Linked DNA regions of Homo sapiens: region 1 is linked to region 2. A link is a loop called in an ENCODE intact Hi-C map of the cell type or tissue named here. Cell type or tissue: B cell. All regions are shown on one strand. Links, peaks and the distances in the headings refer to the core of each region. The heading gives the core; the rest is flanking DNA.

What was found. Hi-C counts contacts between places; a loop is a spot of excess contacts. Peaks named below come from ENCODE experiments on the same cell type or tissue, not always from the same donor. Only the 100,000 strongest peaks of a DNase experiment are listed, where the experiment ranks them.
Region 1: it touches region 2 in a loop (4-fold over the local background); 54 of 110 quality-filtered maps call a loop at or near these places.

Annotation. Positions count from the first base shown.
Region 1 is chr16:3,044,771-3,051,286 of GRCh38, forward strand. MMP25 (matrix metallopeptidase 25) reads left to right here and starts at 1,791. Exons shown (of 10, transcript NM_022468.5): 1 at 1,791-2,246; 2 at 2,645-2,777; 3 at 5,239-5,374; 4 at 5,484-5,776. The coding sequence starts at 2,148. RefSeq lists enhancers at 744-823, 2,672-3,251, 4,743-5,335 and silencers at 1,264-1,463, 1,504-1,793. In B cell, for the core only: no CTCF peak of the experiment used is centred there; DNase peaks (open chromatin) are centred at 811, 1,541 and 2,340; H3K4me3 peaks cover 1,786 bases; H3K27me3 peaks cover 2,188 bases.
Region 2 is chr16:3,163,140-3,178,543 of GRCh38, forward strand. TRP-CGG1-2 (tRNA-Pro (anticodon CGG) 1-2) reads left to right here and starts at 8,909; the gene lies at 8,909-8,980. It overlaps TRK-CTT8-1 (tRNA-Lys (anticodon CTT) 8-1), which reads left to right and starts at 1,799; the gene lies at 1,799-1,871. TRK-CTT2-5 (tRNA-Lys (anticodon CTT) 2-5) reads left to right here and starts at 12,552; the gene lies at 12,552-12,624. It also overlaps the pseudogene TRP-TGG4-1. RefSeq lists enhancers at 8,295-8,444, 8,341-9,081, 8,755-8,824, 8,845-8,894, 9,082-9,821 and 3 more and a silencer at 12,520-12,619. In B cell, for the core only: no CTCF peak of the experiment used is centred there; DNase peaks (open chromatin) are centred at 7,812, 8,442 and 9,291; H3K4me3 peaks cover 1,660 bases; H3K27me3 peaks cover 2,393 bases.

The sequences.
Region 1 (6,516 bases), core at 111-2,610, 130 kb before region 2:
AGCCTAGGAGTTCCAGGCTGCGGTGAGCTATGATCATGCTACTGCTGCACTCCAGCCTGGGAGACAGAGCGAGACCCTGGCTCAAAACAAACAAACAAACAAAAAAACCAAAACCAACCAAACAAACAAAAAAAACAAACCAGAGAGAGAAGAAGAATTTGTATGTTAAAGCCCTAACCCCCAGTACCTCAGAATGTGATTATAGTTAGAGATAGAGCTGATAAAAAAGTGACTAACTTAAAATGAGGCTTTTAGGGTGGCCCCGATGATTGACTTCTTACAAGAGGTCAATGACCAGGCGCGGTGGCTCACGCCTGTAATCCCAGAACTTTGGGAGGCCGAGGCCGGCAGATCACGAGGTCAGGAGATGGAGACCATCCTGGCTAACACGGTGAAACCCCGTCTCTACTAAAATACAAAAAAATTAGCCGGGCGTGGTGGCGGGCGCCTGTAGTCCCAGCTACTCGGGAGGCTGAGGCAGGAGAATGGCGTGAACCAGGGAGGCGGAGTTTGCAGTGAGCCGAGATCGCGCCACTGCACTCCAGCCTGGGCGACAGAGCGAGACTCCGTCTCAAAAAAAGCAAAACAAAACAAAACAAAACAAAACAAAAGAGGACGATACTTCTGGGGTGTGCAAGCGCAGGGGGACGGCCGTGTGGGGAAACAGCAAGAGGACGCCCATCTGCCTGCCCAGGAGGAGGCATCCGGAGAAACTAGCCCCTCAGGCACCTTGATCTTGGCCTTCCAGTTTCCAGAACTGTGAGAACGTAAACTTCTGGTTGAGCCTCCCAGTCCTTGGTGTTTTGTTCTGGCGGCCCCAGCGAGCGGGCGCGGGATCGCAGTGTTTGCCTTTGCATCTCCAGCTCCGCATCCTGCTCGCTGTTTATTTTGTGAGCAGCTCCGGCGGCTGCCCCTGAACTGCTCCGAGACTGAGCAGTTTAACTCACACTCGCCCACCCGCCCTCCCCAGGAAGCCTCCCGCCCGCTTCCTCCAGTTCCTTCCCCACCTGTCCGGCCTCCTAGCCCGGTGCTCTCGGCGCGGGAGGAGGCGGCTCGCAGACCCCCAGGTCTCGGCTTCCCGGATCTCCCCCGCCTACTCACTCCCCGGTCCCCGGCTCCCGGCACTGGCAGGCGCTGTGGCTTCCGCGCAGTGGCTGCAGCATTTAAATGTCCGGCACTTAGGGAGAGGGGTGCAGTCGCGGAGCAGCCGCTGCTCCCGGCATCTAGAGGGGCCCAAACCCCCGCGTGCCCAGGCCGAGCCCCGCGCGCAGCCCACGTGGGCTGAGGGACTGAGTATTGGCCCTCGGGCAGCTGCAACCGCGCACAGCTGGAGCTGGCGGGGCGGAGGGCGGGCCGGGACCCCGCGGGGAAGGAGGCTTCCTTCCCAGCCTCCTGCTGCCCGGAAATCCCCCCGGCTCTCAGACAACCTGCCCCACGGGGTCCTGGGGGGAAGGAGAGGGGCGGGATACAGGGATGGGGAGGGCTGGCTGAGCCGAAGGCCCGGGCCGCCCTCCCCCAGGCCGCGCGGCTTCGAGAAAGCAGAAGCGAGCCCTGCCCCGGGGAGTCCCACAGGAGCGGGGATCTGGGAAGAGAAACTTGCGGACGAGGGAGTTAGAGCCGTGGACCCCCGGCCCCCGCCCGGGCGTCCTGCGTCGGAGGAGGGTCTCTGGGTCGGGCAGGGGCCACCTCTTGGCCCGCCCCTTGTCGCTGGACGTCCGAAGATTGGGCCATTTCCCTTGCCGCGCCCTTACCGCATATCGGGGTGCGCCCGGCCCGGCCCGGCCCGCCCCACCCAGCCCTCCGCTCGCGCCCGGAGAGGAGGGGCCGCTGGCGCAGCGCCCCGGGACCCCGAGAGGCCGCCGCGGCACATCCAGACCTCCGCCGCTCCCGCGCCCTCTCAACCATCCTGGGATTCCCGGGCCCACCCGACCCAGCGGCGCGACCCTGGCCCTCCGGGACCCTCCGCTGACTCCACCGCGCACTTCCCGGGACCCCCACACACATCCCAGCCCTCCGGCCGATCCCTCCCTACTCGGTGCCGGGTGCCCCCCGCCCTCTCCAGGCCCGGATCTCCTCCCCCAGGTCCCCGGGGCGGCCCCAGCCAGGCCCCCTTCGAACCCCGCCGGCGGCCCGGGCTGGGGCGCACCATGCGGCTGCGGCTCCGGCTTCTGGCGCTGCTGCTTCTGCTGCTGGCACCGCCCGCGCGCGCCCCGAAGCCCTCGGCGCAGGACGTGAGCCTGGGCGTGGTGAGCGCGGGGTCCGCAGGCTCCTGGGGTCTGCAGAGAGATTGGGAGAGGGAAGCCGGGCCCGGACTCCTGGGTCCGGAGGAGGCAGGGGCCAGATTCCAATATCCAAAGAGTGACTGAGGATGGGGTCTGTGCTCCCGGCTTCTTGGGTCTGTCGGGAAGTTTGGGGCTGGGATTTGGAGCTCTGGAAAGGAGCTGAGGTGCGGAGCTGAAGTCCAGACAAGACTGGCAAACCCGGGACTGAAGCGGGGACCTATGGAGGGGAGCAGGCAGGCATCCGGGGCTGGGGCCCTGGGCTCTGGGTGCCTGGGAGGGGCAGGGCTGCCAGGATGGTGGTGGGCAGAGAGAGCCCATACTTTTCACCCAGCCCGCTTCACCTGCCCCCTCCGATGCCCTAGGACTGGCTGACTCGCTATGGTTACCTGCCGCCACCCCACCCTGCCCAGGCCCAGCTGCAGAGCCCTGAGAAGTTGCGCGATGCCATCAAAGTCATGCAGAGGTTCGCGGGGCTGCCGGAGACCGGCCGCATGGGTAGGTGGCCCCCACCCCTCCCCAGCCCTGCCTCTGCACCCAGCCTGTCCACCGCCCAACAGCCTTTAGACCTCAGTGTGCTCCTGGAACACGGAGCTGTGAAGATGCTGATCTCAGGCCCCAAACCCAGAGGGCCTCAGGCGTTCATCTTTCCATAAGCATTTATCAAGAACCTGGTGGCTCATGCCGGTAATCCCAGGGTTTTGGGAGGCGGAGACTCAAGGATTGCTTCAGGCCAGGAGTTTGAGACCAGCTTGGCCAACAAAGTGAGACCCCCCCACTCTCCAAGGATTTTTTTTTTTTTTTTTTGAGACGGAGTATCCCTCTTTTTGCCCAGGCTGGAGTGCAATGGTACCATCTCGGCTCACCGCAACCTCTGCCTCCCAGGTTCAAGTGATTCTCCTGCCTCAGCCTCCTGAGTAGCTGGGATTACAGGCACGCACCATCACACCAGGCTAATTTTGTATTTTTAGTAGAGACGGGGTTTCTCCATGCTGATCAGGCTGGTTTCGAACTCCTGGCCTCAGGTAACCCGCCGGCCTTGGCCTCCCAAAGTCCTGGGATTACAGGTGTGAGCCACCGTGCCCAGTCCTCTAAGGATTTTTTTAAATTTAGCTGAGTGTAGTGGCATAGGCCTGTGGTCCCAGCTACTCAGAACGCTGAGATGGGAAAATTGCTTAAGCCCAGAAGTTCAAGGCTGCAGTGAGCTATGATTGCACCGTTGCACTCCAACCTGGGCAACAGATGGAGACCCAGTCTCTAACCAAATATACTTTGAGCATCTCTTAGATGCCACGCCCTTTCAGCTCCAATGGTATAGTGATAAATAAAGTAGGTAAGGTTCCTGCTCTCATGGAGCTAACTTTCTCGAGGGAGAGAGAGAGAGACAGATCAAGAACATAAATATGAAAGATAATTTCAGATGGCGGTGAGTGTTTAGAAAAAAATAAAATGCTATTGGCATTGAGGGGCTGGTCTGGTTAGGGCAGGTCCCTCTGAAAAGTGTCATATGAGCTGAGACCACAAAGAGGAGGAACCAGCCATGGGAAGATGTGGAAGAAGAGTGTCCCGGGCAAGTGCAAAGACCCCACGGCACGCAGAAGCTTGTGTGCCTGGAGCAAAAGGAGCATTGAAGAGCTCTGGCGAGAGGCCTCAGCCAAGGGCCCTGAAAGGTGATTAGGGTTGATTCCAAGGGTGATTAGCAACCACCTAAGTGTTCTCAGAAGGGAAGCAATTCAGAACTTGGTATGACTTGCAATTTTTTTTTTTTTTTTTTTAGACAGAGTCTCACTCTGTGGCCCAGGCTGCAGTACAGTGGCGCAATCTCGGCTCATTGCAATCTCTGCCTCCCGGGTTCAAGTGATTCTCCTGCCTCAGCCTCCTGAGTAGCTGGGACTACAGGCATCCGCCACCATGCCCAGCTAATTTTTTTGTATGTTTAGTAGAGACAGGGTTTTGCCATGTTGGCCAAGCAGGTCTCGAACTCTTAGCCTCAAGCGATCAGCCCACCTTGGCCTCCCACAGTGCTGGGATTACAGGCATGAGCCACCGTGCCCGGCTTTGACTTGCAGTTTTAAGCTTCCTCTGGGTCCTGATGGAGAATGGAAGGCAGGAGCCCTGAGACCAGGCAGAAGACGGCTGCGGAGTCCACACGAGGGATGGTGGCAGAAGGATGGGTGGCATATGTGGCCAGAAGTAGTTGGATTCGGGGTGTATATTTTGGAGGCAGGGCCGAGGAACTCTTCTGTGGGGTTAAGTGGGCAGGAAGAGGGAATTTGAAGGATCTGGCTCACTACAAGGAAAGGTAGGCCCTGTGTCTGTCCTGGTGACTCACAAACAGCCTAGAACAGTGTCTGGCATCTATATGTCCTTCATCACTATTTGCCGCCTCAATAAATGAGGCGCAGTTTGACCTTAATTTGGAGATGAGGCTACTGGGGATGGAGCCCAGCTGGGAAAGGGGACCCCAGAGAGACCTAACCCAGGAGGGGGTGGCTTGCCACAGGAGGCCAGAGACCCAGCCGGCCTGGGCACTTTGGACCTAATCTGGGTTTGAGGAGAACTTGGCAGTGATGGTGTGAGGCCTGCACAGCTCCCAGGGGGTTCCAGCCTCAAAGGGTCCTCACTGCATACCCAGGGCTCCTTTCTCCAGAGTCCGCCCACCAGGGCCCAGGGAAGCTGGATGCAAAATCCTGGCCTGAGCCTCTGAGCATCACCTGCATGCAGCCAGTTTGTCCCAGGCCAGGTGACGCCACTCCAAAGGGCAGTAGGAATGGCTTGGTAGGAGCTGGCTTCCAGAGACAGACTGCCTGGGTTCAAACCTGGGCTGTGGGGCCTTCGAGGGCACATTTCTTGAGCCCTCTGAGCCTCAGTTTTCCCATGTAGAAAGTTGACTGGTGCTATGATTAAGGCAGGCTCTCCTATTGTGGACACACCCCCCACCGCCAAATGTCTCCCGCAGACCCAGGGACAGTGGCCACCATGCGTAAGCCCCGCTGCTCCCTGCCTGACGTGCTGGGGGTGGCGGGGCTGGTCAGGCGGCGTCGCCGGTACGCTCTGAGCGGCAGCGTGTGGAAGAAGCGAACCCTGACATGGAGGTAGGTCCTGGGGCCCACCCGCACCCTGGCCCTGCCTGCTGGGCTCCGGCTTTGAATGGCTGCCTGCTCCCTCCACGGCCACCCTTACACCTCACTCCCCTCTCCCCAGGGTACGTTCCTTCCCCCAGAGCTCCCAGCTGAGCCAGGAGACCGTGCGGGTCCTCATGAGCTATGCCCTGATGGCCTGGGGCATGGAGTCAGGCCTCACATTTCATGAGGTGGATTCCCCCCAGGGCCAGGAGCCCGACATCCTCATCGACTTTGCCCGCGCCTTCCACCAGGACAGCTACCCCTTCGACGGGTTGGGGGGCACCCTAGCCCATGCCTTCTTCCCTGGGGAGCACCCCATCTCCGGGGACACTCACTTTGACGATGAGGAGACCTGGACTTTTGGGTCAAAAGGTAAAATCTCCTCTCTTATGAGAGATCCTCTTGCCAGGTCTGGTCTTAAGAATAAGTTTTCTGTTGTGTGTTTTGTTTTGTTTAAGAAACAAGGTCTTGCTCTGTTGCTCAGGCTAGAGTGCAGTGGTGCAATCATAGCTAACTGCAACCACGAACTTCTGGCTCAAGCAATCCTCCCACCTCAGACTCCAGAGTAGCTGGGATCACTGGTGCACACCACCATACCTGGCTATTTTTTTTGTTTGTTTTTTTTACTTTTTGTAGAAACAGGGTCTCATTATCTTGCTCAGGCTGGAGTGCAGTTGCACGATCACGGCTCACTGCAGCCTTCACCTCCTGGGCTCAAGTGATCCTCCCTCCTCAGCCACCACGTAGCCAGGACCACAGATGTGCACCACCACACCTGGCTAGTTTTAAAACTTTTTGTAGAGATGGGGCTTCACTATGTCACCAGGGCTGGTCTTGAACTCCTGGGCTCAAGTGATCCTCCCATCTTGGTCTCTCAAAGCATTGGGATTATAAGCATGAGCCACCACTCCTGGCCAATAATTAGGTTTAAATTATATTTACTGATGGAGGCTTTATCAGCTGGGAGGTCTCCAGAGAAACAAAACCAACAGGATGTGTGTGTGTGTGCACGTGTGTGTGGGATGTGTGTGTGTGTGTATGTGTGTGGGGGGGGTGTGTGTGTGCGTGTGTGTAAAGAGATTTATTTTAAGGAATTGGCTCACGGGATTGTA
Region 2 (15,404 bases), core at 7,414-9,913:
TTGAGACGGAGTTGCCCAGGCTGGAGTGCAGTGGTGCCATCTCGGCTCACTACAACCTCCGCCTCTGGGGTTCAAGTGATTCTCCTGCCTCAGCCTCCCGAGTAGCTGGGATTACAGGCGGGTGCCACCACGCCTGGCTAATTTTTTGTATTTTTAGTAGAGACGGAGTTTCATCATGTTGGCCAGGCTGGTCTCCAGCTCCTCACCTCAGGTGATCCACCCGCCTCAGCCTCCCAAAGTGCTGGGATTACAGGCGTGAGCCCCCGCGCCTGCGCGCCCGGCCTGATTGACATTTTCAAGCTGGGATTTTCCAGGCTTTGAGAATGACCAGGTCTGCGATGACACTCCCTGGCTGGGAGCAGGAGGGACTCCTGAGACTGCTCCCCTTGTGGACAAAGAGGAAGTTGGGCCGATGGCCGATGACGGCCAGGCCGCGAGGCTGCTGCTGGGCCCTGGGTCACAGGTCGAGGTGTCAGGCCTCTGAGCCTAAAGCTCAACCATTATAACCCCTGTGACCTGCACATATACGTGCAGATGGCCTGCAGGAGCCAAGAAGTCTGAAGAAGCCAAAAAAACCACAAAGAAGTATAACAGCCGGTTCCTGCCTTAAGTGATTAACCAACATTACAACATTCTACCACTGTGACTTGTCCCTGCCCTACCTTGGCTGATCAATCGACTTTGTGACATTCTTCTTTTGGACAATAAATCTTATGACCTCCCTACCACATACCTTGTGACCCCCTCCTCTGCTAACAATAGATAACCACCTTTTACTGTAATTTTCCATTACCTACCCAACTCCTACAAAGCAACCCCTTCCCCATCTCCCTTCGCTGACTCCTTTTTCGGACTCAGTCCGCCTGCACCCAGGTGATTAAAAAAGTTTTACTGCTTACACAAAGCCTGTTTGGTGGTCTCTTCTCACAGATGTGCTTGACAGAGGCCGCCCTGCAGTTCCTGTTCCGATCTAAGGAAGGGAAGGGGAGGCGAGGAAGAACTGGGTCCCAAGACAAGAGGGTCCATTTCGTGAGGCACACACTCAGGACAGACCCTACCCCGCTGCTCTACTCTTTCGCTTCAGTCCCTCCTTCCCGGCCTCCGCTGGCCCCCTGACCCCGCACTGATCATTAATGCAGAAGCAGCGCAGACCAGCAGCCGGGATCGCCGGTAATCCCAGCACTTTGGGAGGCGGAGGCGGGCGGATCACCGGAGGTCGGCAGTTCTGAGGTCGGCAGTTCGAGACCAGCCTGACCAACATGGAGAAACCTCTGTCATGAGCCGCTTGCCTCCACCGTGCATGCAGATCTGCAGGGGAGTGGGAAGAGGCAGGTTCTTTGGGTCATTTGAAACGGTTTGGAGATATGCAGAGGCTGGGCTCAATATTAAGTAGGAATTGGGATTTATATTGGCAGCGAAGCGTGGACCCAGGCCCCTTCGGATCCGCACTTGGGCCCCAGAGAGAGGTTGTTCCTTTCCTCCCCGCCTCCCACTCAGGACCACCCATGGCTAATGGTCCCTGACTACAAATTCCACCTGACTGGAGGCTCGGGTTTGAGGTTACACAACTCGCTGAGAAGGGGAGGATAGGGGCTCCCAGATGTCCGGAGACCCCGGCAGGGACTGTGCACCCAGCTGTCTGAATGCCAGAGGCCGGCTCCGCGGGTAGCCATCCCTGCACCACCTCCTCGGGACTAGAGTCACCACAGCCTTTGTTTTTTTGTTTTTGTTTTTGTTTTTGCAGCGCCTGTTTTGAGGATTCTGAGTATTAGGGTGGGAAGCAAGTATTATTACATCAGCCTGGCTAGCTCAGTCGGCAAAGCATGAGACTCTTAATCTCAGGGTCGTGGGCTCGAGCTCCATGTTGGGCGGAGCTTTTACCATTCTTGGTACACAGAATTCAGCATCATCGCAGGTGACCCAGTTTCCGAAGCTTGGCCCCTAACTGGAAGGTAAAGTTTCACTGAGTCCCAACTCAATCTGTGTCCCCATCAGAGGTTTCAAGGCCTCCTCCCAAATTCATCAATCTGACCACTGGACTGCTGTGTTATCTCTCACAGCCGGTGTCCGAGAACCAGAGTCTCTTAGGGAAAAGGAATAGGAGATTTGCACCCCAGGAAGTTCTGTCTGCTCACCCTAGGCTGGGGTAGAGAACCTGGATCCCTTTACGTTAGCACAAGACCCAAAGTTTCCTTCCCTCCCCCAGGAGACTCAGTCCCAGGGCTGGAGGTGGATGTGCTGCTTCCAAGTTCAGCCAAGGGAGAAGGGCCCTCCCACCCAGTTCAGCTGAGACTGTGGGTCAATGTAGGGGCCAGCCCTACAGGGTCTGTGGGGTTTTCTCCCCATGTATGTAGATGAGAGACCATAGAAATAAAGACACAAGACAAAGAGATAAAAGAAAAGACAGTTGGGCCCCGGGGGGACCACCACCACCAAGACGCGGAGACCGGTAGTGGCCCCGAATGCCAGGCTGCCCTGTTATTTATTGGATACAAGGCAAGGGGGCAGGGTAAGGAGTGTGAGCCATCTCCAGTGATAGGTGAGGTCACGTGGGTCACATGTCCACTGGACGGGGCCCTTCCCTGTATGGCACCCGAGGAGGAGAGAGAGAGAGGAAAGACAGCTTACGCCATTATTTCTGCATTTTAGAGGCTTTTAATACTTTCACTAATTCTGCTACTGCTATCTAGAAGGCAGAGCCAGGTGTACAGGATGGAACATGAAAGTGGACCAGGAGCGTGACTGCTGAAGCACAGCATCACAGGGAGACGGTTAGGCCTCCAGACCTGACTAATGTCAGGCCCTCCACAGGAGATGGTGGAGTAGAGTCTTCTCTCTAAACTCCCCCGGGGAAAGGGAGACTCCCTTTCCCGGTCTGCTAAATAGCGGGTGCTTTTCCTTGGCACTGACGCTATCACTAGACCACGGTCTGCTTGGTAACTTCCGTCTTCCCAGACGCTGGCGTTACCGCTAGACCAAGGAGCCCTCTGGTGGCCCTGTCTGGGCATAACAGAAGGCTCACGCTTGTCTTCTGGTCACTTCTCACCATGTTCCTCCAGCTCCTATCTCTGTATGGCCTGGTTTTTCATAGGTTATGATTGTAGAGCGAGGATTATTATAATATTGGAATAAAGAGTAATTACTACAAACTAATGATTAATCATACTTATATATAGTCATATCTATGATCTATATCTAGTATAACTCTTGTTATTTTATATATTTTATTATACTGGAACAGCTCGTGCCCTCGGTCTCTTGCCTCGGCACCTGGGTGGCTTGCCGCCCACTGGTCAACATGGAGAGACCACCTCCCACCTGCTCCACAATCCCCCGGCTAACTCAGGCTCTTGGGAGAGACACCAGGGCCCCAGAAACCAGTATGACCCAGCCATTACTTATCTCTCTCAGTGTTTGGATGGTGGCCCTTGTTATTAGGAGACCAGGAGTGCAGCCACCCAGTCCCTCCAAAACATGCCTAACAGGTTTTTTGGAGGCGAAGGCAACCCTGTGTAGGATGTTAATCCACCATAAAGATTTCTCATTAATCCCACTTCTGGGACAGCCTCTAAGTATTCCAGTTCATCTATTGTTTCTTGTGTAAGACTAACCATAAATTCTGCCCTTAGGTCAAAACAACCTTGCTGCTATTGCATTTACCATAAATCTTGCCCTTAAGCAAGTGCCTTAAACATTCCTTGTGAAGCACATACACCCTTTCCCTGTGGTATGTAGACCCTGGGTCTGGGCGGTAAAGGCATGGAGACCCACTATCTTGTCTCCCTGCCACGAGAGACCCAGAAGTGGATTCTGTTCATAAGTCCCTAATAAATGTTTCTTTCCTAAGAAAGATGATTTGTCAGTGTTTTTCTTCAGCCTGGCACCTTCCTTGGACTCTGGGTGTAGGTTTGCATTATGGTTGTAACCAGCCAAGGTGTGTCTTTGGAATGGGAGTCAAACCTTGATCTCTGGGCTTTAGAGTGGCTTTGGACACATTTCCCAGTGGGGGTGCTGAGGCAGTCTGGGGGCCCTGAGGAAGGCAGATCAGAGGCTGGGACAAAAGGCTACAGGCACCTCACCAGCGCAGGTCCCAATAATGCAGCACCATCGCCTCAGCCTCTGGTCAGAGTTCGAATCCCACCTCGAGGATGTTGGCTCTTGGGGCCTTATAACCATGACCTTGTGTCACAGCGATACATGGGGAATGGGGTTGGGGTCACTTGTATCCTTGGCCTGTGAGGGTTGCAGAGCCAGGGGTGGATTGCGGACTGGTGCCCACTCTTCTGTCCGAAGCTATCAATCCTGGACATTTTTCAGGGAGGGGATAGGGCTATCCTGTGATTGTCATTGAGTCTTTTTAGAAAGATTGGAGCTATCAGGCCGGGCGTGGTAGCTCACGCCTGTAATCCCAGCACTTTGGGAGGCCGAGGCGGGCGGATCACGAGGTCAGGAGATCAAGACCATCCTGGCTAACACGGGGAAACCCCGTCTCTACTAAAAATACAAAAAATTAGCCGGGCGTGGCGGCGTGCGCCTGTAGTCCCAGCTGCTGGGGAGGCTGAGGCAGGAGAATGGCGTGAACCCAGGAGGCGGAGCTTGCAGTGAGCTGAGATCACACCACTGCACTCCAGCCTGGGTGACAGAGCAAGACTCCGTCTCAAAAAAATAAAAATAAATAGAAATAAAAAAAAAAAAGAAAGACTGGAGCTATCAAATAAAGGCTGAACTAGGTATATTCCAAGAGTACAAGGTTGGCCTAAATTCAAGAAAATTATCAAAATAATTCATCATATTAACAGAATAAAAAAGAAGCTATGTGGTGATCTTAATGTTTGGAAGGGCGCTTGATGCAATTCACACCTGCATTAATCGTTTGTTTGTTTTAGAGGCAGAATCTTGCTCTGTCACCCAGGCTGGAGTGCAGTGGTGCAATCTCCACTCACTGCAACCTCCACCTGCCGGGTTCAAGCAATTCTCTCTGCCTCAGCCTCTCGAGTAGCTGGAGTAGCTAGGATTACAGGTGCCCACCACACCAGGCTAATTTTTGTATTTTTAGTGGAGTTGGGGTTTCACTATGTTGGCCAGGCTTCTCTCGAACTCCTGACCTCAGGTGAGCCTCGGCCTCCCAAAATGCTGGGATTACAGGCATGGGCCACCGTGACCAGCCAGAATCTTACTTTGTTACCCAGGCTGCAGCATGGTGGTGAGAACACAGCTCACTGCAGCCTCAACCTTCTCAGCTCAAGCAATACTCCCACCTCATGCACCAGCTAATTTTTTTGTGTGTTTTCTGTAGAGATGGGGCCTCACTATGTTGCTTAGGCTGGTCTCAAACTCCTGAGCTCAAGGGATCGTCTTGTGAGACATTGCGTCCAGCCAATTATTTTCCTTCTTTGCTTCAACTCCCATCAGTTACCAGTTCCTGGACTGGAATGCTGTTCTTCCTCCTCTTTCTTGACTGGCCCCGTATTTTCTCTCCTGTCTCAGCTTAAATGTCACTCCTAGACTCATTGTTCCCATGTCAGGAACTCATCTATATATGACAACACCCTTATGACAGCCTGTAATTTTTGAAAGTCTATTCATTTTATTTTATTTTTCCAAGACAGGGTCTTGCTTTGTTGCCCAGGCTGGAGTGCAGTGGTGTGATCGTAGCTAACTGCAGTCTCAGCCTCCTGGACTCAGGAATTCTCCTACCTCAGATTTCCAAGTAGCTGAAACAACAGACTTGTGCCACCACACCCAGCTAATTTTATTTATTTATTTAGATGAAGTCTTATTCTGTCACCTAGGCTGGAATGCAGTGACGTGAACTCAACTCATTGCAACCTCCACCTCCCGGATTCAAGCGATTCTCTTGCCTCAGCCTGCCGAGTAGCTGGGATTACAGGCGTGTGCCACCACGCCAGACTATTTTTTGTATTTTTAGTAGAGACAGGGTTTCACCATGCTGGCCAGGCTGGTCTTTAAGTCCTGACCTCTAGTGATCCACCCGCCTCAGCCTCCCAAAGTCCTGGGGTTACACGCATGAGCCACCGTAGCCGGCCTGATTGATTTATTTAAATTTAGCTACCGGGTCTTTCTATGTTGCCCAGGATGGTCTTGAGCTCCTGGGATCAAGTGATCCTCCCTCCTCGGCCTCCCAAAATGCTGGAATTACAGATGTGCATCATTGGGCCAGCCTATTTACTTTTTATTTTAAAACAATTATAGATTCACAGTAAGTGGTCAAAAAGAAAAAAAAAAGTACAGAAAACTCTTGTGTAGCATTCACCCAGTATCCCCTAAGACTTCCATAACTGTGGCTCAGCATCAATGCCAGAAAATGAACACTGGCTGTTTTTCAAAGGTATTTTTCTTGGTTATTGTCAATCTTCACTTTGAACTGTGTGCTCTTTATTTTGTGCCTACTATTGTGCCCACCAAAAAATTAGATGCATGCTTTAACACACGACGCCTGTGATCTTTGAGAATAAAAAATTTGACTCCATGTAGATAAATCTAGACCTGACTTGTTCTTTTTCATTTTATTTTATTTTATTTTAGTTTATTTGAGACGGAGTCTTGCTCTTGTCGCCCAGCTTGGAGTGCAGTGACGTGATCTCGGCTCACTGCAACCTCCGCCTCCCGGGTTCAAATGATTCTCCTGCCTCAGCTTACCAAATATCTGGGATTGCAGGTGCATGCAGCCAAGCCCAGCTAATTTTCGTATTTTTAGTGGAGACGGAGTTTTACCATGTTGGCTAGGTTGGTCTCATTCCCGACCTCAAATGATCTGCCCGCCTAGGCCTCCCAAAGTGCTGGGATTACAGGCATGAGCCACCCTGCCCAGCTTGACTTGTTCTTTTTTGTTTGTTTGTTTGTTTTTGAGACGAAGTCTTGCTCTGTCACCAGGCTGGAGTGCAGTGGCCCCATCTCAGCTCACTGCAACCACCACCTCCGGATTCAAGCGATTCCCCTGCTTCAGCCTCCCGAGTAGCTGAGACTACAGGCATGCACCACCATGCCTGGCTAATTTTTTGTATTTTTAGTAGAGATGGGGGTTTCACCATGTTGGGCAGGCTGGTCTTGAACTCCTGACCTCGTGATCCGCCCGCCTCGGCCTCCCAAAGTGCTGGGATTACAGGCGTGAGCTACCGCGCCCGGCCGACTTGTTCTTTTTTAAAGAATTAAAATATGGTCTGGGTCTTTTACTTTGGAAGAGGGGTGTTAACTTCAGAACTGTCCTAGGTTCAGTTCAGATCCCCGCGAGGGAAGGGGATTAAAGAGAGAAGGAAGTTGAGCCTCTGAGCCCATTGCGCCCCGGAATCTGGGAGGCGGCGTGACCAGGTGCCCGGGTTCCATCCGCTGGGGCTGGGCAGCCCCCCTGCCCCCGCCCAGTACAGAGGCTCCTGCCGGGGGAGGCGTCCATCGCGTTCGCTTACTTCTCTAGACCAACAAGCGAGGGACGCGGAGACTGAGTTGGCTGCGGCCACCGGGTCCCCGGACACCGTCTTCATTCACTCCCACCCTCAGTCAAGCACCTGTACCCGCAGTCCTTTCCTAAAAGAAGAAAAACGGCCGGTCGCGCGCTGTCCAGAGTACTCAGTCCTGGATCCAGGAGGTGGCTGGCGGTGAGCTGATTTCCGGGTTCTTAAACCCGGGCCCGGGGCCCAAGGCCCCGCCTGGTGGGGTCTCATCCTGCAGTTTGAGAAACCGAAGAAGGTAGGAGAGGGAGGAAGCGCCGGCTTTGCCTGTGAAAGATTCTTTCATTCGCTCCATTCTTGTTCTTGCGCGCTGGATTTACCAGGCTAACAAACAACAGCTGATCACGGCAGGCTGGGCTCCTCTGGGACTCGCACCGGGGCCTCTCGCACCCAAAGCGAGAATCATACCTCTAGACCAACAGGCCTCGGTGGCGGGAAGCACCATCTTTGCTCCTCCACTCCCTCACCCCCCTCCCGCCCCGCGCCTTATCTTTCTGGAACCCAAGACTTCGTATTCTCCGCTCTCCATAAACGTCGATGCCAGCTCTAGGAGCGTGGCCGGGAGCCCACGATCGCGGCAGCGAGAAGCCCAACCAGAGGGGAGGAGGGAGTCCCCGGAGTGGGACAGCGCTCAGGTCTGGGGTGGGGTTGATCTAGGGCAAAATAGGGCGGGCGGCCTGTGGCGATGGGCAGGACCCTCTCGCCCACCACACGCGGAACTCGCTGGATCCTCTCCACATCCAGGCCGCGTCCACTGGCTTTCCAACCTGCTCAGGTCCTTAAAGAAGGATTCAAAAGGTGTTGCGGTATTGGCCCAACAGGATTTGACCCTGAGGCCCACTCTCACCCTAATCATAACCGCAAAACCACAGCGCCTGGAGAGAGAGTGAGAGAGAAACAGAAACGGAGCGAGTGTGTGTCGCTGTGATGCCCTTTGCCGTCGCTGCTCATCCCCAGTGACCTCCTGGAACTTTTTCAGCTCTTGCTGACAGAGGAAGACACGGGGGCAGAGCTAACGTCTGAGTCAGGGCAGAGGCGCTGGGCTCCATCCGAGGGAGGCTATGGGGGCGCCTCTGGGATGGAGCCAACCACCGGCGCAGTCGGATGAAAGGTGGGCTGGCCGCTCAGCCATCCTCCTAGGGCAAGGCCTTGGGTATGAGTCAGCAGCCCCAGGTGTGAGCGCAGACCCGGTAACCCCGGCGCAGGGGAAAATACAGCGGGGAGCCCCAGGCTGCAGGCCTGACCCTGAGCATCCCCTACCAAGCCCAGTGTGGATGGGCTCTGTCTCCAAGGGGCTGGTTCACCAGGGTCTCCCCGCAGCGACCCCAGAATTCTGCCAATCACTTGGGGACGGCGATGAGCTCTATCCACTTCGGAATCAGCCGATTTGTGCCGGATTGGTGGCAGGTGTCTGAAATGTCAGCGGAAATACACGCACGGGAGGCTCGTTGGTCTAGGGGTATGATTCTCGCTTCGGGTGCGAGAGGTCCCGGGTTCAAATCCCGGACGAGCCCTAGAAGTGGTTACTTTTCCCTTGTCATTTTAGAGAATATAGAGCTAGAAAATCGGGGACCGAGCCTGAAGCCTCAACTACCAGTCGCGTTGCTCCGCTTCAGGTCGGTCCAGGTCTGTGCCTCAGCTACAAGGGACAAGGATGCTCCTGAGGCTGGCCTGGTCGGCACTTGCCTCAGCCTCGAGGGAGTCCCGCGCCCTTCTCCTTCCCAACCCCAGACCAGAGAAGCTGTACCCTCTGCAGCCCGGGTCGCTCAGCTCCACATGGGCTCCGGGTATGGTGGAGGCCGGTGGTTGGGTTCTGAGTGATCGAGTAGTGTGCACGGTCTGGGCGGGCCCTGGAGAGCTACTCGTTCCTCGACCTCCCCTCCCCGCCCTAGAAACCCACATCTCTGCAGGCCAAGGCGGAGTCACAGATGAAGCTCGTTGAGAGCAGGTCAAAGCTGCCTGACCCGATGGCCCCCTGCTGCGCTAGCCAGGAAGGTGCCCAGGAGCCACATATGGCTCTTAAACACTTGAAATATGGCTGGTCCCCTTGAGATGTGCTGCTGTGAGTACAAAATACACATCGGGATTTTGAAGACTTCGTACCAAAAAAATAAGATATCTCATTCTCTCATTACACATGGAAATTAGATTTCGTGTCTACAGTATTGAATAATATACACACATATGAAAAACATATGTTTTATATCTAAACATATATATTTTATATGTGTTTATATATTATATGTAGTATATATGTATCATATAATTATATTAATAATATGATTATATCATAATAATATAATTGTATTATATAATTATACTTTTCTTTGAGAAGGTGTCGCTCTGTTGCCAGGCTGGAGTGCATTGGCACCATCTCGGCTCACTGCAACCTGTGCCTCCAGGGTTCAAGAGATTCTCTTTCCTCAGCTTCTGAGTAGCTGGGAGTATAGGTGGGTGCCACCACGCCTGGCTAAATTTTTTTTTTTTGAGACGGACTCTCACTGTGTCTCCCAGGCTGGAGTGCAGCAGTGCGATCTTGGTTGGCTCACTGTAACCTCCGCCTCCTGGGTTCAAGTGATTCTCCTGCCTCAGCCTCCTGAGTAGCCGGGATTACAGGCGCCCGCCACCACACCTGGCTAATGTTTTGTACTTTTAGCAGAGACAGGGTTTCACCACATTGACCAGGCTGGTCTCAAACTTCTGACCTCGTGATCTGCCCACCTCGGCCTCCCAAAGTGCTGGGATTACAGGCGTGAGCCACCGCGCCCAGCTATTTTATTATTATTATTATTATTTGAGACAGAGTCCCTGTCACCCAGGCTGGAGTGCAATGGTGTGATCTTGGCTCACTGAAACCTCTGCCTCCCGGGTTCAAGTGATTCACGTGCCTCAGGCTCCCGAGTAGCTGGGACTACAGGGACTCAACAGCACTCCCGGCTAATTTTTTGTATTTTTAGTAGAGACAGGGTTTCACCATGTTGGCCAGGCTGGTCTCGAACTTCTGACCTCAGGTGATCCGCCAGCCTCGGCCTCCCAAAGTGCTGGGATTACACGTATGAGCCGCTGCTCCCGGCCTCGGACAGTTCTTTTAGGGGTAGAGGGAAAGATGACAGGACCAGGCTCCCCATCCCTCATCTGCACCCCACAAACATGGACCCACAAAATTGAGGCTCTCAAAGGCCCCAGCTTACACATCTGTAATGTGAGGATAATGGCAATTAAAAGATTAATTCGAGTATTAAAATTTCTTCATGTTTTGGTAAAGCATGTAGAACAGTGCTTGAAGACTTCCACATTAACTCTTGGCTGCCCAGCCTATACATTTCAGACTTGCCCGATCACATGTGCCAATTCATTTAAATAAATCTAGTAAAAATAGCAACACATCCATGCACGTGTACACATAAGCGTCATCCGTCTCAAGTATCTCTTCTAATGGTTTTGTTTCTTCTTTCCAGAGCCTAGCTGATACAGCAAATCCTCCAGGTGTTTGGTATGGTGATTCACCAGCCCAAGAAGAAGTAAAAAAACGGAAAGCCCAGGTCGAAGCCCCAGTGCTGGGGCTGAACGTGAGGGGTCACCCCATACACACTCCCCTCTCGCTGCTGGAAAAACCTGCTGAGGTTAGAGCTGCCCTCAGCCCCTCCCACTTTTTCTTTTCTTTTTTAAACTGCTCGTTTCCTGTCCGGATAGCCTTCCTCCGGGCGGCAAGGCCCGACCACCACGGCAGCATAACAGCCTGCCCCAGTCTGGCTAGCTAGGTGGGTCGAGATGAGACTCCACTCCCCCCACCCCTTACTCTCAGGCATGTGACTTGAGCCCTCTCAGGCATCTCCCTTAAACCTTGGACGTAGGGTTTGAGGGGCGCCCCCTCCTGGCTGAACTCTGGGGTCCTGGAAGAAATAGGACCTCAGCGTGGAGTGAGAACAGAAGAGCCAGGAAAAACAGAGTCCACGGAGCGCCTGAAGCCGCCGCCCGCACAGCCCTGCCAAGGAGGAGACTCGAACCTGGGGAGATGCAAGTGCTGAGGGCTCAGGGGGGGATTCTTTTTTTTTTTTTTAATTTTTATTTTTTCTGAGACAGGGTCTTGCCCTGTTGCCGAAGCTGGAGTGCGATGGTGCAATCATAGCTCACTGCAGCCTCAGCTTCCCGAGTAACTGGGACTCCAGGCGCGCGCCACCACGCCCGTCTAATGTTTAAATTTTTATTTTTTGTAGAGACGGGTGTCTCGCTATATTGCCCAGGCTGGTCCCCAACCCCTGGGCTCAAGCGATCCTACCCCCTCGGCCTTCCAAAGTACTGGGATCACAGGCGTGAGCCACCGAACCTGGCTAGGGAATTCTTCTTCAGCCGAACAGCAGCGGCAAAGGCTAAGGGTCCTAGAAAGGAACGGGAAACCGTCACCTGCCCAGGTGGGACGCGAGGCAAGGAACCCAGCGCAGGAGGCCGCTGGGTCACGGAGGTTTCCTGTCTGCTTCCCGCCGTCACTGCCGGCCGCCTCCCACCTTCTCCCGGCCCCCTGCAACCCAGCCCACCCCAGCCCACCTCCCCCTGGTGGGGACACGGTTTTCTTTCCGGGGTGCCTCGCAGTTCCTGCAGTCCCTCCCTCTTCCCCACCCCCACCCCCATCCTTTGGGCAGGAGTCACAACAATTTCTTGCTCCAGTTTGGCAGCTGCGGCTCTGTGCCACACCCTCCAACGGGGCTGGATGCCCAGGGTCTGCTGCCTCCATGGGATCTGGCTGGGCTCGAAGTCGGGGCTCAGCAAAGGTATTTCGTGTGAACGAGGAATCCACGGGTCAGACCCGCTTCCACAGCCCTGAGTCGGGGCGGGTGCCAGGGCCAGTCACCCTGACACTCAGGAGGTGCCGGCCTGTGGGGCGTCCGCGGGTGGGCCTCTGACGCAGAGAAAGACCCAGATCCAGCTACCTCGGGGGCCTCCTGCTGCGCCTCGCCTTTGGGGCAGGCCTGAGGGCAACGCTTACTGCGGAGCAACTGTGTTCTACAGTGTAGTCCCGACACTGAAGACTCCTGGTCCTGGACTCTGCTGTAATCTAGAAATCCACTAAGGTAACGTTGGCGTGTCGCCCGGCTAGCTCAGTCGGTAGAGCATGAGACTCTTAATCTCAGGGTCGTGGGTTCGAGCCCCACGTTGGGCGATTCCTTTTTACTGCGAGCCTCACCCGCAAGGATAGCATTGTGAGTTTCTGTTCCAACTGGGTCAATTTTCTTCTCTCAGCCATCTGCCCCTGGCGATGCAAGATTTGGTGAAAGCAGATGCCTGCTCATCCCAGGAAACCATCCTGGAGTGGGGTTTCACTACTCCTGACCTCAGGTGATCTACCTGACTCAGCCTCCCAAAGTGCTGGGATTAAAGACGTGAGCCACCGCGCCTGCCCTGAATTTCCTCTTCTTGTAAGGACTCCAGTCATATTGGATTAAGGCCCATCCTAATAACCTCATTTTGTCTTAATTACCTCTTTAAATACCCAGTCTCCAAATACAGCCACATTCTGAGGGACTGAGAGTTAGAACTTCAACATATGGATGGTGGACAGTCACAACTCAGCTCATTAAAGTGAACATTGTGTACATGGTTTAGTATGAACATATGTCTTAAATTTCCTTGAGCATAGGAGTGGAATTCCACTTAGGAATGGAATTTTGGGGTCATTTGGTAGTTCTGTGTTTAACATTTTGAGGCTATTATTCACAGTGGCTGGATTATTTTATATTCCCACCAGCCTGACTGAGGGCTCGTGTCCTAGAAAAGTAGTAATAGATTTACATAGATATTTTGCATCAAAAAATATTTATTCTGAGATTATACTTAAAAACCAGGAAACAGGCTGGGCGCGGTGGCTCACGCCTGTAATCCCAGTACTTTGGGAAGTCAAGGTGGGTGGATCACGAGGTCGGGAGTTCGAGACCAGCCTGGCATGGTAAAACTTCGTCTGTACCAAAACCACAAAAATCAGCTGGGCGTGATGGTGCGCGCCTGTAGTCCCAGCTACTGGAGAGGCTGAGGCAGAAAAATCGCTTGAACCCGGAAGGTGAAGGTTGCAGTGAGCCGAGATCGCGCGCCACTGCACAGCAGCCTGGGCAACAGAGCGAGACTCCGTCTCAAAAAACAAAACAAAACACAACAAAAAACAAATGGAAACAATCTACTTGCCCCAAAATAGGGCATAGATTAAATGAAATTATCATAAATCCAAAATGGAGGATAATGTCATAAAAAATAATGTTATATAATGATGATCCCATGTGTGTAAAACTCTAGAAAATGCAAAATAATACAGTGACAGAAAGCAGAGAGTGACGGACTGCCAAAACTTACCAAATTGTACACTTTTTTTTTTTTTTAAATGGAGTCTCACTCTGTTGCCCAAGCTGGAGTGCAGTGGCGCGATCTCGGCTCACTGCAGCCTCTGCCTCCCAGGGTTAAGCGATTCTCCTGCCTCAGCCTCCCGTGTAGCTGGGAACAGGCACGTGCCATCACACCGAGCTACTTTTTGTATTTTTAGTAGAGACGAGGTTTCACCATGTTGGCCAGGCTGGTCTCCAACTTGTTAGATATGAGTTCCAAATTTCTTTTCAAAGATTCAATATGTCAGTATGTTCAATTCTTTACCTTCTACTTTTAAACTTAACTTCCTCATAAAGCAACCTTTTTCAATTACCTACTCCACCCTGACTCTTTCGATTACCTGCTCTGTAATAACCATTTTTCCCGCCAAACCATTCGCTCCGTCACTCTCTTTAAATTATCCAATGGCAATTAGTTTAGCCTGTGCGGTCTAACCCTAGCCAATAGGGGAATGACACAGCAGCAGGGGCCACGTGCGAAAGGGATAAGAACCCCTTCCCCTCCCTTGTCCAAGTGTGCTCTCACCATTGCTCCATCTGTAAGGGCGCACCCTTCTATAGAAGTACCTTGCCTTGCTGAGAATTAAAAACAAAATTTTATATTTTCGGGCTATTTCTTTTGCGGCACCGAAACTTTGTATATAACAAACTCCTGACCTCAAGTGATTCGCCCACCTCCGTCTCCTGAAGTGTTGGGATTACAGGTGTGAACCACCGTGCCGGGCCTACAACCGGCAATTCTTGATCCTTCACACCGACTCTCGCTGTCCTCCAAGATTTTTCCTCTTTACCTATAGAGTCTCCAGGACTCGATCCCCAATCCCTTGCAAGCCCTGCAGGGAAACTGGAGGGCACTGGCTTCCCCACCTTTACTCCCCACAGTTGCTCCTCAGGACCACAGGAACGGAAGGGACCAAGCCCCTAACCTAGAATGTTAGTGATTTTAGAAGGAAAAAACTTTGGGCTTATTCAGGACTAGAACCTGAGATCTCTTACGCCTTATGTGAAAAGCATGCCTGAATCAGGCTTGACGGCACATTCCTATAATCCCAGAACTTGGGTAGTCTGAGAAGGGAGGATTACTTGAGCCCAGGAGTTCAAGACCAGGCTGGGCAACCAAGAGGGACCCCATCTCTACTATTGCTACTGCTACTACAAAAAATAAATTGCCAAGAATTGTGGCTCAGCCTGTAGTCTCAGCTACCTGAGAGGCTGAAGTGGAAGGACTACTCGAGCCCAGAAGGTCGAGGCTACAGTAAGCTGTGACTGCATCACTGCACTCCAGCCTGGGTGACAAAGTGAGACTCTATCTCAAAATTTCAGAAAAAGCAAAATAGAAAAGCAGGCCTACTGATCAGTGCCTCTTTCTTTTCCTTCCTTCCTTCCTTCCTTCCTTCCTTCCTTCCTTCCTTCCTTTCTTGAAACGCAGTCTCGTTCTTGTCACCCAGGCTGGAGTGCAATGGCATGATCTTGCTTCACTGCAACCTCTGCCTCCTGGGTTCAAGCGATTCTCCTGCCTCAGCCTCCCAAGTAGCTGGTATTACAGGCGCCTGCCACCATGCCTGCCTAA